Linked DNA regions of Homo sapiens: region 1 is linked to region 2. A link is an interaction called in ENCODE POLR2A ChIA-PET data of the cell type or tissue named here. Cell type or tissue: CD4-positive, alpha-beta T cell. All regions are shown on one strand. Links, peaks and the distances in the headings refer to the core of each region. The heading gives the core; the rest is flanking DNA. Region 1 has its middle 4.5 kb from the start of LINC02452. Region 2 holds the start of LOC124902991 (a long non-coding RNA gene).

The links. ChIA-PET counts read pairs that join two places held together with the same protein. Peaks named below come from ENCODE experiments on the same cell type or tissue, not always from the same donor. Only the 100,000 strongest peaks of a DNase experiment are listed, where the experiment ranks them.
Region 1: POLR2A ChIA-PET joins it to region 2 with 5 read pairs; 2 of 35 experiments call an interaction of 5 or more read pairs at or near these places.

The regions. Positions count from the first base shown.
Region 1 is chr12:96,172,824-96,181,116 of GRCh38, reverse strand. No RefSeq gene overlaps it. Among named protein-coding and RNA genes, the nearest start is that of LINC02452, 4.5 kb to the right of the region's middle. In CD4-positive, alpha-beta T cell, for the core only: no CTCF peak of the experiment used is centred there; a DNase peak (open chromatin) is centred at 3,896; H3K27ac peaks cover 788 bases.
Region 2 is chr12:96,233,134-96,241,463 of GRCh38, reverse strand. The region is part of intron 2 of ELK3 (ETS transcription factor ELK3); the gene reads right to left. It overlaps LOC124902991 (a long non-coding RNA gene), which reads left to right and starts at 5,868. Exons shown (of 2, transcript XR_007063414.1): 1 at 5,868-6,042; 2 at 7,043-8,330. RefSeq lists enhancers at 2,932-3,432, 5,474-6,458. In CD4-positive, alpha-beta T cell, for the core only: no CTCF peak of the experiment used is centred there; DNase peaks (open chromatin) are centred at 3,513, 3,913 and 4,943; H3K4me3 peaks cover 330 bases; H3K27ac peaks cover 3,762 bases.

The DNA.
Region 1 (8,293 bases), core at 1-8,000, 60 kb after region 2:
TATAAGTCTCATGAGATCTGACGGTCTTATAAGGGGAAACCCCTTTCACTTGGCTCTCATTTTCTCTTGCCTGCTGCCATGTAAGATGTGCCTTTCACCTTCTGCCATGATTCTGAGGCCTCTTCAGCCACGTGGAACTGTGAGTCCATTAAATCTCTTTTTCTTTATCATTTACCCAGTCTCAGGTATGTCTTTATCAGCAGCATGAAAATGGACTAATACAATGATCAACAATGAAAGCACCTTGAGGTGAGCATCTTAAGGGCTGTTTCTTTCAGACTATAATGAGGCTTAATGAACCAACCGGTCCTGCCCCATCTGAGAGGGTCCTCTCTGAAAAGCAGAAAGCTCCCACCCCCCATTTTTCATTCTGTCGGACAATTAAGCCGAAGATGGCCTTTCTCTTTGTCCTTCTTTCCTGACCATGCCTATTCTATCCAAATGTTCTTTCTTCAGAAATTAAACTCCAGTGAAGTAGCTATTCCAGGAGACCTAAAAGGCATCTGTTTTTTCCCATCACATACAGACTCAATTTGTTTAATTTCATTTTCAGAGAGAAAACTTGCTTCCAAGCCCCCAGGTTGAACCTCCCTGTAGGCTCCACATACAACCAACATGACGTGGTACAAAATAGACACCATGCCTGACTTTGAGTTTACCAAACTAACATGGAAACAAGAAATCTGCCTTAAACATATAATTTGGAGCAGAGTGGTATGATGAAGAGAAGCACAGATTCACTATCTTAGGCTCTTGTTCAAACCCTGCCGTGTGATTTTGGGAAAAACACTTCACCTACTCTCTTGAAAATAGTAGGCCCGAGGCAAGGGGTGGTTCAGAAAATCTCTCATGACTGAAACCCATTCACTTATTCATTCATGCATTCATCACATATTGCCTTAGCACCTACTATGTGTAAGGGACCGTGCCACAGGCAAGATTAGTAGACATGAATCTTGCCTTCAAGGAACTGCTAATCTATAGCTTTCAGATATAAAATGTCATGATTCAAAATATGATGATAGGCTGGGCACGGTGGCTCACACCTGTAATGCCAGCACTTTGGGAGGCTGAGGCATGTGGATTACTCGAGGCCAGGAGCTCAAGACCAGCCTGGTCAACATAGTAAAACCCTATCTCTACTAAAAGTACAAAAATTAGTCAGGTGTGGTGGCACATGCTTGTAATCCCAGCTACTTGGGAGGCTGAGGCAGGAGAATCGCTTGAACCTGGGAGGCAGAGGTTGCAGTGACCCAAGATTGTGCCGCTGCACTCCAGCCTGGGTAACAGAGCAAGATTCCATCTAAAAAAAAATGATGATAAACAGAAAATGTATTAGCACAGGGGTGGGATGATCATCTTAGGGAGGCTGTGAGCTACATGGGGAAGGGTCAGATGGTCTTAGGTTCAGACTCGGCTCTTTGGTCTTGGGCGAGTTCCTTGATCCCTTCTAGTTTCCACTTCCTTGTTCATAAAACAACGGGCATAAAAGATCCACTTTGGAGTGTTGAGAGGAGTAGAGCTGAATCATACAAAATACCCCACATGTAGTTGGTATTCAATAAACCACCTTCTCAATTTCACTCTCAACCCTCAACATCCATTTTCTATCCAAGCAGCTGATTGATATTTTCAAGAATGTAAAGCTGTCATATCACTTAGAACCCTCCATGCGCCCATTCAAATACATAGTAGGGAGAGCACATGCCTCCCCTGTTGAAGATAAGTTTGTTCTTGTCCAGGGCCTTTGAGCTCTTCCTTTCTTTTTTTTTCCTTTTCTTTTTTTTTTTTTTTTGAGACGGAGTCTCGCTCTGTCACCCAGGCTGTAGTGCAATGGCACCATCTCGGCTCACTGCAACCTCCGCCTCCTGGGTTCATGCCATTCTCCTGCCTCAGCCTTCCAAGTAGCTGGGATTACAGGTGCCCGCCACCGCACCCAACTAATTTTTGTATTTTTAATAGAGACGTGGTTTCACTAGGTTGGCCAGGCTGGTCTCAAACTCCTGACCTCAGGTAATCCACCCGCCTCAGCCTCACAAAGTGCTGAGATTACAGGCGTGAGCTGCCGCGGCCGGCCAGCTCTTCCTTTCTTGAAAAGTGATTGGTTCCTCGCCAGTAGGGGCTCGGCTCAAATGTCATTTCTCCAGAGGCCTTTCCTCATCATACATTCCTCAGCCCAGTCATCTCTATCCCATCCTCCTGTTTACTTATTATAACAGCAACCTCTGGTTATCTTGTTTCCTTGTGTGTTGTCTGCCCCACCTTCCTCAAGAAGATATATTCTCCACAGGTTCATTCCTTGTCTCTCCTCTTCTGCCAAAAGCTAAGGTAGAGCCTGGCAAATAATAGGGGCTTGATAATTTTTTTTTCTTTTTTTTTTTTTTTTTTTGAGACGGAGTCTCGCTTTGTCACCCAGGCTGGAGTGCAGTGGCACAATCTCATCTCACTGCAGCCTCTGCCTCCTGGGTTCCAGTGATTCCCCTGTCTCAGCCTCCCGAGTAGCTGGGATTACAGGCACACGCCACTATGCCCCACTAACTTTTCATATTTTTAGTAGAGATGGGGTTTCACCATGTTGGCCAGGCTGGTCTCGAACTCTTGACCTCAGGTGATCCACCCGCCTAGGCCTCAAAGTGCTAGGATTACAGGCATGAGCCATCATGTCCGGCCGATAAATATTTTTTGAATGTATATTGTTGTTATTATTCCTACTATCATTTGGTGGTTGGAATTTATCTAAGGAAAGATTCCTCAGGTTATATCTGTACTTTGAACCAGAAGAGGAAACTAGTTGCATGCCTGAAATACAAAGCTGGGAAGGACTAGTAGGAGGAAGGACGGTGTGGGCCCTGGAGGGAGTTTTGTTTTTGTTTTTGTTTTTGTTTTTCCTTTTGAGACAGGGTCTCACTCAGTTGCCCAGGCTGGAGTGCAGTGGCACAAACATGGCTCACTGCAGCCATGACCTCCCAGGCTCAAGCGAGCCTCTCACCTCAGCCTCCCAAGCAGCTGTGCCACCATTTCTGGCTAATTTTTTTTATTTTTTTTTTTATAGAGAGGAGGTTTTACTATGTTGCCCAGGTTGGTCTCAAACTTTGGACTCAAGCGATCCTCCTGCCTCAGACTCCCAAAGTGCTGAGATAACAGGTGTAAGCCCCATGACTGGCCTGATGGAGTCTTTTAATGCAATAGAAAGAACTCCAGGCCAGGTGCAGTGGCTCACGCCTGTAATTCCAACACTTTGGTAGGCCAAGGTGGGCAGATCACCTGAGGCCAGGAGTTCAAGACCAGCCTGGCCAACATGCTGAGACCCTGTCTCTACTAAAAATGCGAAAATTAGCTGGGAGTGGCAGCATGTGCCTGTAGTCCCAGCTACTTGGGAGGCTGAGGCAGTGGAATCACTTGAACCTGGGAGGTGGAGGTTGCAGTGAGCTGAGATCATGCCACTGCACTCCAGCCTAGGTGTGCAGTGCGAGACTCCATCTAAAAAAAAAAGAAAAGAAAAAAAAAAGAGCTCCAAATTTGGAGCTAATAGGTCTGAATTCTGGGCCTAATTTTACCACAAGCTACCTCTGTTCTTTAACTTCTCAGAACTTAGTTTTTTCATACATATTTTTAAAAAAATGATTGGACTAACTTGGCCTTAAAAGTTCCCTCAGCTCTGAAATTCTGTGCCTTAAGAATGAGCCGCCTCTGAGGAAGCCCAGAAGTGTGTGTGTGAGATGCTACAGGAAAGCTTAGAAGGGAGCAGTGGGTTTGCCCCTCTCTGAGCAAAACTACTACTCAGATCCTTGACACCCATTCACTCCAAGCCAGACCTTCCCCTCACCACACCCTTCCTCATGCTCACCACAGCTGCTCAGAGATACTGACTAAATGAACAAATGAACATCCCCTGGAACCAGCAGAGAGTGGAAACTGAAAACTCAATGACTCAGTAGGAAGGACCACTGAGTCACGCAAGCCACTTCTTGTTTTCTCAGTGTACTCCAAGCCAAGTCCTGACAGGGTGGGAAGGCAGCAGAGCTCTAGCTCTAGTAAGTCCACACATAACAGCACTGCAAGGAGAAGGCCTTCAAAGTCAAAGCTGGAGGTAGGAGGGGAGGAAATGAAACAGTCACTTAACCTTTGTTCCAGTTATCTGCAGCAAACCCTACTATCCAACTAAAAGATCATATAGCCTGATACCTTAAAAGTAATAAAATCAGTTTCTAGAGTACCAGATATAAAAGGGGCTGTATCAGTTACCTATTCCTATGTAACAAATCACCACTTAATGGGTTAAAGCAGAAACCATATTATTTGCTCACAACTCTATGGGTCTGTGATTTGGTTGAGTTCAGCTAAGCGGTTCTTCTGCTGGTCTTACAGGAATCACACATGTGACTATGGTCATCTGGCAACTCAACTGGGGTTGGATGATCTGAGATGGCCTCACTCACATGTCTGGTGGTTGGTGCTGGCTGTTGGCTGAGCCTCTCTTTCCACATTATCTTTCATCCTTAAGGAAGCTAGTTTAGGCTTGTTCACATGGGTACAGCATCATTGCAGGAATGACAGTGGAAGCTGCAAGATCTCTTAATGCTCAGACTCAAACATAATGTTACTTCTACTACAATCTGTAGGTCAAAGCAAGTTACAGGGCTAGCCCAGATTCAAGGAGACAGGAAATAGATTCTACTTCTTAATAGGAGAAAAAGCAAAAGTATGCCGCAAAGGGAGCAAACATGCAGCGATGGGAGAAGTTGTGGCCCTCTTTATAGTCAACCTACTGCCAAGACCTTGATGCTCATGCAGTCCTCTCATTCTTTTTTTTTGAGACAAGGTCTTACTCTGTCTCCTAGGCCAGTGTGCAGTGGCATGAACACAGCTCACTGCAGCCTTGACCTTCTAGGCTCAAGCAATCCCCCCATCTCATGTGCCCACAAGTATCCGGGACTACAGGTGCACACCACCATGCCTGGCTAATTTTTGTATTTTTTGTGGAGACAGGGTTTTGCCATGCTGGCCAGGCTGTTCTTGAACTCCCAGGCTCAAATAATTCATCTGCCTTGGCCTCCTAAAGTGCTAGGATTACAGGTGTGAGCCACCACGCCTGTCCAGGCCTATCATTCTTGAAATGAGGAGTCTGATACACAAATAAGTTAAGTGCCTTGGTCAAGTTCATAGAGTTAGTGGCACATCCAGAATGGGAACCTATGCCTCCTGCTTGTCAGTCCAATGTTTTCACACCTTCAAGGACATTTTCTACCTGCAGCCTCTTTCTTCTTTACCCAAACCTAGTGACAGAGCCAGTCTTTTGAGCCACTCCACTTGTCAGAGCCATTCTTTAGACTGATATGGCTTTAGGAACAGAATACCAAAGCCCTATTTCCAAGGCTGGCCACAGCTGCCTTAGTTCTATGAATCTCCCTAACAGGAAAGGAGATTCCATTTCATCTTCTGGTCCCTTGGGAGTCTATTAGGCTCCCAGGCCATAGCTAGATTGGACAGACAAATCTCCTTTTGCTGGATTTTTAAAAGGTATTTCATAAAATAGTGCTTTGTATAAGAAGAAATGTTCAATGTCACTAATCATCAGAGAAATACAAATCAAAACGACGAGATACCATGTCACCCCAGTTAAAATGGCTTTTTTTGGCCAGTCTGGTGGCTCATGCCTGTGATCTCCAGCACTTTGAAAGGTCACGGCAGGAGGATCCCTTGAGTTCAGGAGTTGGAGACCAGCCTGGGCAACATGGTGAGACTCTGTCTCTAAAAAAAAAAAAAGTAAAAAATTAGCCAGGCATGGTGGCACATGCCTGTAGTCCCAGCTACTCGGGAGGCTGAGGTGGGAGGATCACTTGAGCCCAGGAGTTCAAGATCAGCTTGAGCAACATGGTAAGACCACATCTCTACAAAAAATTTAAAAAAAAAATTTAAAAATGGCTTTTATCAAAGAACCAGGAAATAACAGATGTTGGTGGGGATGTGGAGAAAGAGGACCTCTCATACACTGCTGGTGGGAATGTAAATTAATACAGTTACTATCGAGAACAGTATGGAGATTACTCAAAAAACTAAAAATAGAACTATCATATGATCCAGCATTTCTACTACTGGGTATATATCTAAAAGAAAGGAAATCAATATATTGAAGAGATATATGCACTCCTGTATGTATTGCAGCACTATTCACAATTGCCAAAATAGGGAATCAACCTAAGTGCTCACCAGCAGATGAATGCATAAAGAAAATGTAATACATATACACGATGGAATATTATTCTGCCATAAAAAGGATGAAACCCTGTCGCTTGCAGCAATTCAGATGGAACCGGAGGTCACTGTGTTAAGTGAAATAAACCAAGCACAGAAACACAAATGTCACATGCCCATACTTTTTAGTGTGGGAGCTAAAAAAGCAAATCTTATGAAGATAGAGAGTAGATTGGTGGTTACTGGAGGCCAGGAAGGGTTGGGTGAGGGGAGATGAAGAGAAGTTGATTAATGGGTACAAATATATGGTTTGACAGAATACATAAGACCTAGTATTAGATATTAATAGATCAGTAGGGTGACTATAGTTTCCAGTAATCTATTGTGTATTTCAAAATAGCTAGAAAAGGGCTGGGTGCAGTGGTTCACACCTGTAATCCCAGCACTTTGGGAGGCCGAGGCGGATGGATCACCAGAAGCCAGGAGTTCGAGATCAAAATAGCTAGAACAGAATTTGAATGGTCGTAACATAAAAAATAGACAAATATTTAAGGTGATGGGTAGCTCAAGTATGCTGATTTGGTTTCTACAAATTATATGAATGTATTCAATTATCACATGTACCCCAAAACTATGTACATCTATTATATATCAATTAAAGCAGTGCTTTGTAGTTGTCATTTTTAAGGCAATACATCTCTAGTATATCTTGGAAGGGTAGTGACAAAATCTGTTAGATACAATACCACTGTAAAGAATTAGTTCACCAGGCTGGGTGCAGTGGCTCATGCTTGTAATCCCAGCACTTTGGGAGGCCGAGGTGGGTGGATTACTTGAGCTCAGAAATTCGAGATCAGCCTGGGCAACATGACGAAATTCCATCTCTACAAAAAAATACAAAAAATTAGCCAGGTGTGGTGGTACACGCCTCTAGTCCCAGCTACTCAGGAAGCTGAAGCAGGAGAATCGCTTGAGCCTAGAAGGCAGAGGTTGCAATGAGCCAAGATCACGCCATTTCACTCCAGCCTGGGAGACTGAGTGAGACCCTGTCTCAAAAACAAAACAAAACAAACAAACAAAAAACCAAATCAAATTAGTTCACCAGAACAGCTTCTGAAAGTGAAGGCTAGAGGGAGTAATATTAATTATCTAACATCTATTGAGTTCAAACTACATCCAGACACTAGGCTAGGCATTTATATATATTAGCTCATTTAATTCAAATAACCTTGTGACATAAGTTTTATGGCTTTCACCATTCCTAAAATTGGTCTGTCAAACATCATGTTTATGTCAAATTGCCAAATCCAAGGTTTCACAACTTTTAGTTTTTTTCAACTCTCCTTATAATTTGAGAATACATATTCATTCAATTGTCCATATGTCTATTCTACTAAGTGACAAGACCTGGTTTAGGTATAGGAGATACAGCAATAAACAAGTCAGAAACATTTCTTATGCTCGTGGACCTTATTTCTTGTCTAGTGAAATGGACATTGAATAAGTGGCAGCCAATAGGATGGGGGTTATGAATAGGGAGGTGGAGAAGCCCTCAGAGAAGGCGTCTCTTGGATTCTGGGAGTTGAAACTCTCCAAATTCTGGTTCCTATTTCTCTGACCACTCCTTTGACGATTCCTTTTCCTCCATGTGCCCTTTAAATCCTGGCATTCACCAAGGGCTTGTCCTCATAGCTCTGTCTTCTTTCCTTTCCATCTGTTGGTGATCTCAGCCAGTTCTCCTGCTTCAGGCATGCTTGGTTTAATATGCTTTTCCTGGGAGCTCTCCCAAGCTCCATGGCTTCAACACCTGCTGAGGATTTCCAAACTTGTTTCCTAGTCCGTATTTCCAGTTCCCTATAGGATGCTGTCATCAACCTGTGCAGAACCACGCACTGGACATTCAAACCTCCTTGCTGGTATTTTTAGTTCTGCCATCATTTACCCTAGCCCTTTCAGCCTGCTAAAATCCTGTTCACCTTTTGAAGTCTGCCCACCCTCTTCAGGTGGAGCCCATCCCTTCCTCCTCTGAACCCCTCTGTGTATTTCCCCCTGGCTACTTCCATACTTAATCACCTTAAAGACAAATTAGTTTTTTCTG
Region 2 (8,330 bases), core at 59-8,058:
ATGTACACACACACACACACACACACACACACACACAAACGCTCCACTGTGCCCTTTGAAGAGGAAGGAGTCTGTGTAAATAATCTCAAATAGTAGATAGATGAGAAATATTTCGATAAGTTTTGTAATTTAAAAAAAGCATATGCAGTGCTAGGTAATGAAAAGATGCATATGGAATTAGATTTACCTTCTTGATGATGTTATTAGGATTATATTTAAATGAGTTAATTAAATGTTTGTTGAATGAATTACCAACTATAAGGAGAACTGACCCAGGCATAAAGCCACAGGCATGAAAGACACAATTTTCCACGGCTCATTCTTAGGCTGGTTAAAGCTCCCTGTGGGTGTATCCCATACATATACCTGCTTGTTCTTCTTTGCTGGCATTTTTAAACTGAAAACTCCCAGGCAGATATTAGAGGCCATATGCAAACTCCACATGCTACATACAACCTCACACCTCCCGTGAGAGCTTAATGAGCCATAATTTCACCCATCCATTTACGTGGCAAATATTTGCTGCATGTGTCTGTCCACCCACTCTGGTCTGGCACCCCAATTTTGATCCAAGGTTATGCATCTGGAGTTCACGTGCTTAGTCTTGTTATCTGATCTTCCGTTTTCCTCCCCGCGAGGAGCCAGGCCTGTGGCGAGTTCCTCGTCATTCTGGTCTGGCCCCTGGATCCTCTGCCATTTCAGGGCACCCTGGAAACACAGCGCTCCTGCCCTCTGATTCTGCAACTCTCCTACCTCGTTCTCAAAACTGAGAATGTCAGCAGCTCAGTAAGCAAGCAGGATCGGTTGTGCTGAAGACTTTTCCTAACAAACAGGCCCTTCTTAACCCCTGCACTGGGTAAGGGGGACAGAGCAGGGGACCTTTCCAATAAATACCCACTTGACCCTATCACAAAGACTGCTGCAGGGATTAAAAGGAGAGGCTCCAGAGTCACTGCCTGAGTTCAATGCCTCAGCTTCTCATGTATAAAATGGGGACTGATCCATCTGCCTCATGGGACTGAATGAGACATCCATATACAGCTTCTATCAGAACGCCCGATGCATCCACGCATGACAAGCCCCATAACATATACTAGCTATTAGTATTATCATCATTTTTACACTCCCATTTAAGCAAAAACAGAACAAAACATAAATATCACCCTGTGTCAGCCCTAATGACAATTTAATAGACAAAATTAACCCTCACAGAAGGCTGCGCATATTCTGCTAGCTTTGTCCAAAGTTCTGGGTAACATGATCAGTTGCACAGCAGGCAGAATTACATCTGGTTTACATATCTCAACTGAGCAGGGAAACATGATGTTTTTATTTAGTTAGGTTCAGACAAGAAATAGATACAAGGCTTATATTATATTGTGCCTAACACGGCCAGCACTTGACATCCACTGTGACGAAAACCTTACACAATCCAATTAATTTGGGGGTTGTGGGGAGGTTCTAGGAGGGGGACACACGGAGCCGCAGATGTGAATAACTGCTAGATCCAAGTGCTCCGCTTAGATGCTGGCCGCAGCCTACAGGCGAGACGCCACATGTCAGGCCCCGAAAGGTGGTGCAGACACTAACCAGGCACCCAGCTCATCTCAACTGCTCCCGGCGGCTTCTCAGAGCAGAAACCATGCTGCCCAGACTGGGAGGGAGAAGAGCAGCCTTGCAGCGTCTGCTTGGGCTCAGGCCTCTGCTCAGGGTTCCTGGGAGAGGCCAACGGGAAGCTGCTGGCCCTGCGCACTTGTCAGCAAGACCCGAGGCAGGAACCTGTTCAGGTGCTGAGCAGACACACGAGACAATGCATTTATTTGGGGCACACTCATTTTATCGTGGTAGATACCCTACGTGAAAGGAACCAGTACAGAGAAAGGACAAGGAAAGAAGCCAGCATTTATGAGGGCCAGCTGCATGCTGAGCACACACAGCTGCCTTGCAGGATGGGCACTGTTATCCCATTGCAGAGATGGAGAAGCCAAGGTCCCCCTGGACAGTGAGGTTATATCCAACTGTCCACCACCTGGGGGTAGGTTAAATATTGGGAGAGCCATACAATGGAATACCACGTAGCTACTTCAGGGGACACGACATTGCTAACACTTCCCCATACCTTTAAATATACATTAGGTGGGGAAAAAAAACAGTATGAATAATTCCATTATTTTAAAAATGTTCTATTGCATATATATTTATATGTTTTCTACTGTATATATGCATATATGTGTAAATAAAAGGAGGTAGAAAAATTAATCTTAAAAGAGGTATACTAAAATTTAACAGTGATTTTTCATATTTCTTTTTGCTTATGTGTATTTTCACATTAAAGAATGTATATTTGATATGTATTACTTGTCAAATTAAGACTTTTTAAGGGAAAGAAATAGGAACTAAAAAGCTGACTAGCCCAAGGTCACACAGCTTGTAACTGGTGGAGCCGAAGTTTGAACCCAATTGTATCTAGTGCCAAGACCTAAGCCATTTCTGTTCCACTACCACACCCTCTTCCAGAAAGCAGCTGCATTTGGAAGCAGAGGCTGCTACTAAAGTAAATCCGACAGGGCCAAGGGGTCTCTGCATTCCAGAGTAATAGTGGGGTTAACTGCAGAGTGCCTGGGAAAACCAGCTCTGTGCTGAGAAAGCATGGGCCTTGCTTGAGAACAGTTATTTCTAGCTCTTCGGGCGGAAGAGACCAATCTTCCGTAAGGTCCATTCATTACCTAGAAATAGAACTGCCTCTGCCAATCCACAGGGTAGAGAAGGTGCCTGCTTTGGAGGGACACCCTAACATGAGGCACGGGGGACCCAGCACTCCCAGTGCAGCAGACTGGACATGAGCAGCCAAACTATAAGTGGCATGCCATCCAAGGGACGAGGGTGACAGGAAAACAACAGGAAGCTCGTGTCCACCATATACAGCCCGGTGATGGCACCCACTGCCAAGCTCCCCCGGCTGTCTCCAGGCCCGTGCCCAGCAGCAGCTCACACAAGGGCACAGGCCAGGAGCCTTGACGGGCCAGAAGTCATGTGGACCCAGTGCTGGGGTGAACAGATCTGGGTTTGAATTCCAGCCTCTCTGCTTACTATGACCTTGGGAAAGTTACTGAACATCTACACGGGGCTCAGTTTGCTCACCCCTAAAATGGGAATAAAAATACCCCATAGGCTAATTTTTTCTAAAGACTCAACGCAGTCAGTGCCTCACTCACACAGGTCCTTACAACATGACCCTCACCCAGTGAATCTTGCTTAGCATGCAATAATCTAATCGTACACACTGCTCATTATATCACACTTTTCATTTTATTCTGCCTTCCAGGAAAATTTCTTGGGTGGGCACCTTACTTTACAGTTTACAGAAGGCTCACACAAAATCTCATGTTAGCCTCACAACGCTTTGATACCCACTTCACAGATGTGAGACCCGAGGCTCCCAGCTGAGTTCACAACACCCACAAGTAGCAGAGGAGTATCTCCAGGCCGCGGCTTCCTGGCCAACACATTTTCTTCAACTCCTGCTTTTGGGTTCCCTTCCAGACCACAGTCTGACTCACTCCTTCCTGACATGAAACCCGAAGTGTCCTTTCTCCAAAGTTAGAACAAGTAGTTACTGTATCTCTCCGACAAGCAAACATTCTTTCAGCAAACATTGTTTTTGTTTTTTAGAGATGGGGTCTTGCTGGCATTGCCCAGGCTGGAATGCAGTGGCTATTCACAGGCACGACTGTTACACACGGCAGCCTGGAGCTCCTGGGCTCAAGCGGTCCTCTTGCCTCAGCCTCCCAAGTAGCTGGGACTATAGGTTCAAGCCACCACACCTGGCTTTCAGTGAACACTGAATACACACTCTCCTATGGGTGGCCCCATGCCAGGCTCTGAGGAATGGAGAAGGAGTGAAGCCAGCTTCTGTCCTTGAAGTGCCCCTCAGTGGCTTGGATGCAGTGTGACATCCCCTGCCTCTGCTCTGTCTCTGCCATTGAAGCAGAGGGGACAGTGAGCAGTCAGCTGGCCATAAGAGACTCTGCTACAAATGTCTGGGGGGCAGGCTCACCTCACACCCACCCCCACTAAAGAGCATCTTATGATCCTGGACTCACGGGCTCAAACGATCCTCTCACCTCGGCCTCCCAAAGTAGTGGGATGACAAGCGTGAGCCGCCACACCCAGCTATTTAAGAGCATCTTATGAAAGGGCTCCTCTGACCCATAAACCTGAGCTGCTTCTCACCAAGGCAATCTTCCCCCACCCACCGCTGCAGTGAGTTTAATGTCCCTGCCAAATTCATGTCCACCAAGGACCTTAGAATGTGATCTGATTTGGAAGCAGGGTTCTTACAGATGTAATTGGTTAAAGATGTCGAGACAGAATCATCCTGGATTTGAGGTAGGCACTGAAATCAATGGCTTCTGTCCTCATGAAGACACAGAAAGACACACACAGGGAAGGTGGTCATGGGACGTGGAGGCAGAGACTGGAGTGAGGCAGCTGCAAGTCAAGGAACACCAAGGGTGGCTGGAGCCCACAAGAAGCCAGAAGAGGAAGGGGGGATTTTTCCCTAGGGCCTTCAGAGGGAGCGGGGCCCTGCAGATACCTGGATTACACACTTCTGTCTTCCAAAACCTTCAGAGAATACATTTCTATTGTTTTGAGCCACCAAGTTTGGGGTCATTTGTTACAGCAGCCCTGGGAAACTAATACACCCCTTTCTTAAAATTGTCTCTGTTCAGCGAGGCAGAGGAGGCACAGCCTGGGGCCGCCACTGGGGTGCAACTAGCCCTTCCCACTGCGATGGTACAGGCACCGGGTAAGGTGGAGCCTAGGCTGTCCCTTGTGCAAAGCCGAACTTTGGAGTGTGCACACACACACACGTACACACCCACTCACACCCATTCCAGACTTCTAAGAATGACGTGCTGCCAACAAAGGCTGGAACTCTGTCTCTGAACAGGCCAACTCTGTCGGCTCCCGGGAGAGGTTTTCTTGTGGTTTGGGTTGAGGTTTCTTTGCTTTCTGGCACCGGTAAACTGCAGCGTGAACTATCTCACCAAATTTGGCCAGCCTGAAGTTGAGGCGCTCTTCATCCCTGCTGCCTGAGTACACGTGGCACCCTGAGGGTGCTAGTGAGAAGTGCTGGCTTGCTGGCCTGGCAGGACACCCCAACCCGGGAGGATTCGACTGGACGTTCGCAGCATTTTTCTCCCTGCCTTCTTGGCTGGGCGCTGCTGCTGGCTGGACCTGGAGTCCTGTCTCCCTCCTGGCTCTCCTTAAACACTCAAGGGTACTTTTATTCAAAGGCCTTTTAAGTGTTAATAACATAGAACATAAAGCTGCTCAGGCGGGGTGGTGGCTTACACCTGTAATCCCAGCAGTTTGGGAGGCCAAGGCAGGTGGTTCAACTGAGGTCAGAAGTTCGAGACCAGCCTGGCCAACATGGTGAAACCCCATCTCTACTAAAAATACAAAAATTAGCCGGGTATGGTGGCACACCTATAGTCCCAGCTACTCAGGAGGCTAAGGCAGGAGAATCGCTCGAACCCAGGAGGTAGAGGTTGCAGTGAACTAAAATCTCACCACTGCATCAGCCTGGGTGACAGAGCAAGACTCCATCTAAAAATAATTAATAATAAATAAATAAAAATAAATAAAACTGCTCCCCAGTGCAAGTCTTTCCCTTTCCCCTGCTGGGTGGGGGAGCTGCTAACACTGACCTTGACCTTCCTGTGTTGAGCGGCCACCTCCAGCGCTGGCAGATGGCATGGCCGGGCAGTGTGTGTCATTAGCCACAGGTGGTCTGGGAGTGTCTTCTCATCCTGGCTTTGTCACCAGTTGACTTGGAAACTCCCCTCCCCTCGAAGATCCTCACTTGCTAAAGGAGGGGTAGGTAGGGCAAGACGCTTTCTTGGATCCTCTCTTGAGTGACTTTCCAAGGTGACAGACTCCCTTCTGTGCCATGGAGAAGGATGCTTGTTTCCTACTCATTCCTACTACACTTGATTGGTGCTGCCACGCCCTCGGCTCTGCAGGATGCAGGAAATGGTAAGAAAACCCAGCATGCGGCCCCGTAAGGGAGACGCAATGACAGCAGGAGAAACCAAGTCCCTCTGGGAGGGGCCATGGAACAGACACGGCCATCACCAAGTGAGGCGCCAGCTGGAGGAGGCAGAGAGAGGAGTCTGAAGGGTGGCCAGGAGTGAGCCAGGCAAGAAGGGCAGGGGGAAGGAGGGGGCCTGAGAAGATGCTGGGGTGGGGGGCGGCTGTGGGGGTGCAGGGAAGGCAGTTGGGTTGGGGTGAGATGGTGAAGGGAGTTTGGACTCCTTCCTGGAGGCCGCCGAGAGCTGGGAGGCGCACACGCAGAGGAGTGCCACGCTCCAGTACTTTCCATAGGAAGCGTCTTCTGGAAGCGTGGGGTATTCCGGGGCCACTCAAACTCACATTTTCAGCTGACTCAGATAATCTTGCCAGCAGTTTTTCCACTGTCATTTCAATTAAAAAATACCGGGGGCCTGTCTCTCCTCCCTGGCTGCCCTTGGGGTAATCATCAGCAGTACTGGGCATACAGGACTCAAGTCTGGGCCCAGGGCTCTGGAGCTGTGTCGCCCTCCAGCTTTGGAAGCCCAGGCATGGGCCTTGGGGGTCAACACTCTTAGTCTGAAAGCTCTGCCACCGCCCTGCTGCTGCATCTTGAGTCCGTGACTTACACCTCTTGGAGACTCAGCATCCCCACCTCTACAATGGGCTCAATATCGACCACCAGCACTGGTGCATCACAAATTGGAAAATAAGCTAATAGATGTAAAAATACCTAGCACAGTGCCTGGCTTAAAACAAAATGCTGCACACACGTAAGCATCTCTTTTTTATGTTACAAATTTGGGGTAGGAACTGAGAAGAGCCGTGGAGGAGCACAGGCAGGGGTGGGGGAGAGGCCGTGCAGAGGAGCAGCTGAGGCGTGGGTGGACGGCGGGTGGTGGGTGCTATGCTGTGAATGTTGGAGTTTTTGTGAGTTTGTCTACACAACCACTAAATTTTCCTGCAGCTCAAATCCCAGAAGCAGGAACGCTCATGCTGGCAAACGCAGACTCGGTGTGGGCTTGGGCAACAGCCTGACGTAAGTGGATCTGGCAAGGCCGCAAGAGCTTTGGCAGCCGAGCCCCTGGCGCAGAAGCATCCTCATCAACACAGTGTTGACGGCGCTCCCGGGCCTCTGGCTCATCCCTGTTTCTTAGCAACTGCCCTATTTTGGGGGAACACTGAGTGCCACAGGGAAGCTGGCCTGGAAGCACGTGCAAGACAGGCAGCACCTTCAGTCAACACGCAGCCCCCTGCTCCCAGCAGCCTGGTCCCCTGATACCAGCTGCCATCTCCCGGCACAATGTGACCAGATTGGAAGACCTCCATGAGGCGGTTCAGCCACTCCACAGGTCTCTAAGCAGCTTCCAGGACCCAAGCTTGTGAGAGAGGCCCTGGTCATCCCCTGCGCCCCCAGGCAATAGCCCATTGCCATCTGTTATGCTTCCAACCATCTGAATAGCTGCTATGGTAGGAAAGAAAGACACTTAACAAAACACACCAGGCCCTCAACACTCACACCCAGGGCCGGGCACAGAGGGCCCCCTCGATCGATAAAACACCCCAAAGGGAGTCCAGGTCTTCCCTAACATTCCATGACCAACAGAGGTGTTCTAGAAAGTTCTGGGATATGAATGCCTGCTGGATGTTTGTTCCTTCTCCACTTTGACAACATCATTTTATCTTTGCAAAATTTATTTTGGAGGAATTAAAGAATTCCACCAGGGCCAGGTTTCTTGGGAGAGGCAGTTGATCTCAGATATGTATTATTAATACTAACATTTTCTTGTCGTGATTGCACGCCCAATTTAAAATGAATTATCCAATTAAGTTAAGAAGGTGATGCGTTCTAATTCCAGGAATAGGTTGCCAATGACTTTGTCTTGACTGTTCTCCCCGAAATCCCTTCCAATTAAGTAAAGATTGTTCAGTACATCGTGAGGCTAAGCCAAGAGGTTGCTGTGGAGACGGGAGGATTTTTCATCCTATCACCATTTTCCTCTCTTGATGAGAAGGGAGCCAGCAGAGCTTTCAGCCTCCCCCGGGGTTGAATGTTCAGTGCCAGCAAGGACAAAAGGTCTGCTGGACAGAAGAGGATGAGGGGTTGTGAAAGCTTCCAGGTCTCCTTCTGCAACAACAGAGAGAACCCGTGTCTTCAGCTTCTCGTGAGCAAAAGACAGTTGCCCACATTATGGGGATACCAGAGCCCATCCTTTTTCCCTCTCCACCTCATGCTGAAGGTGTGATAGGGCCAA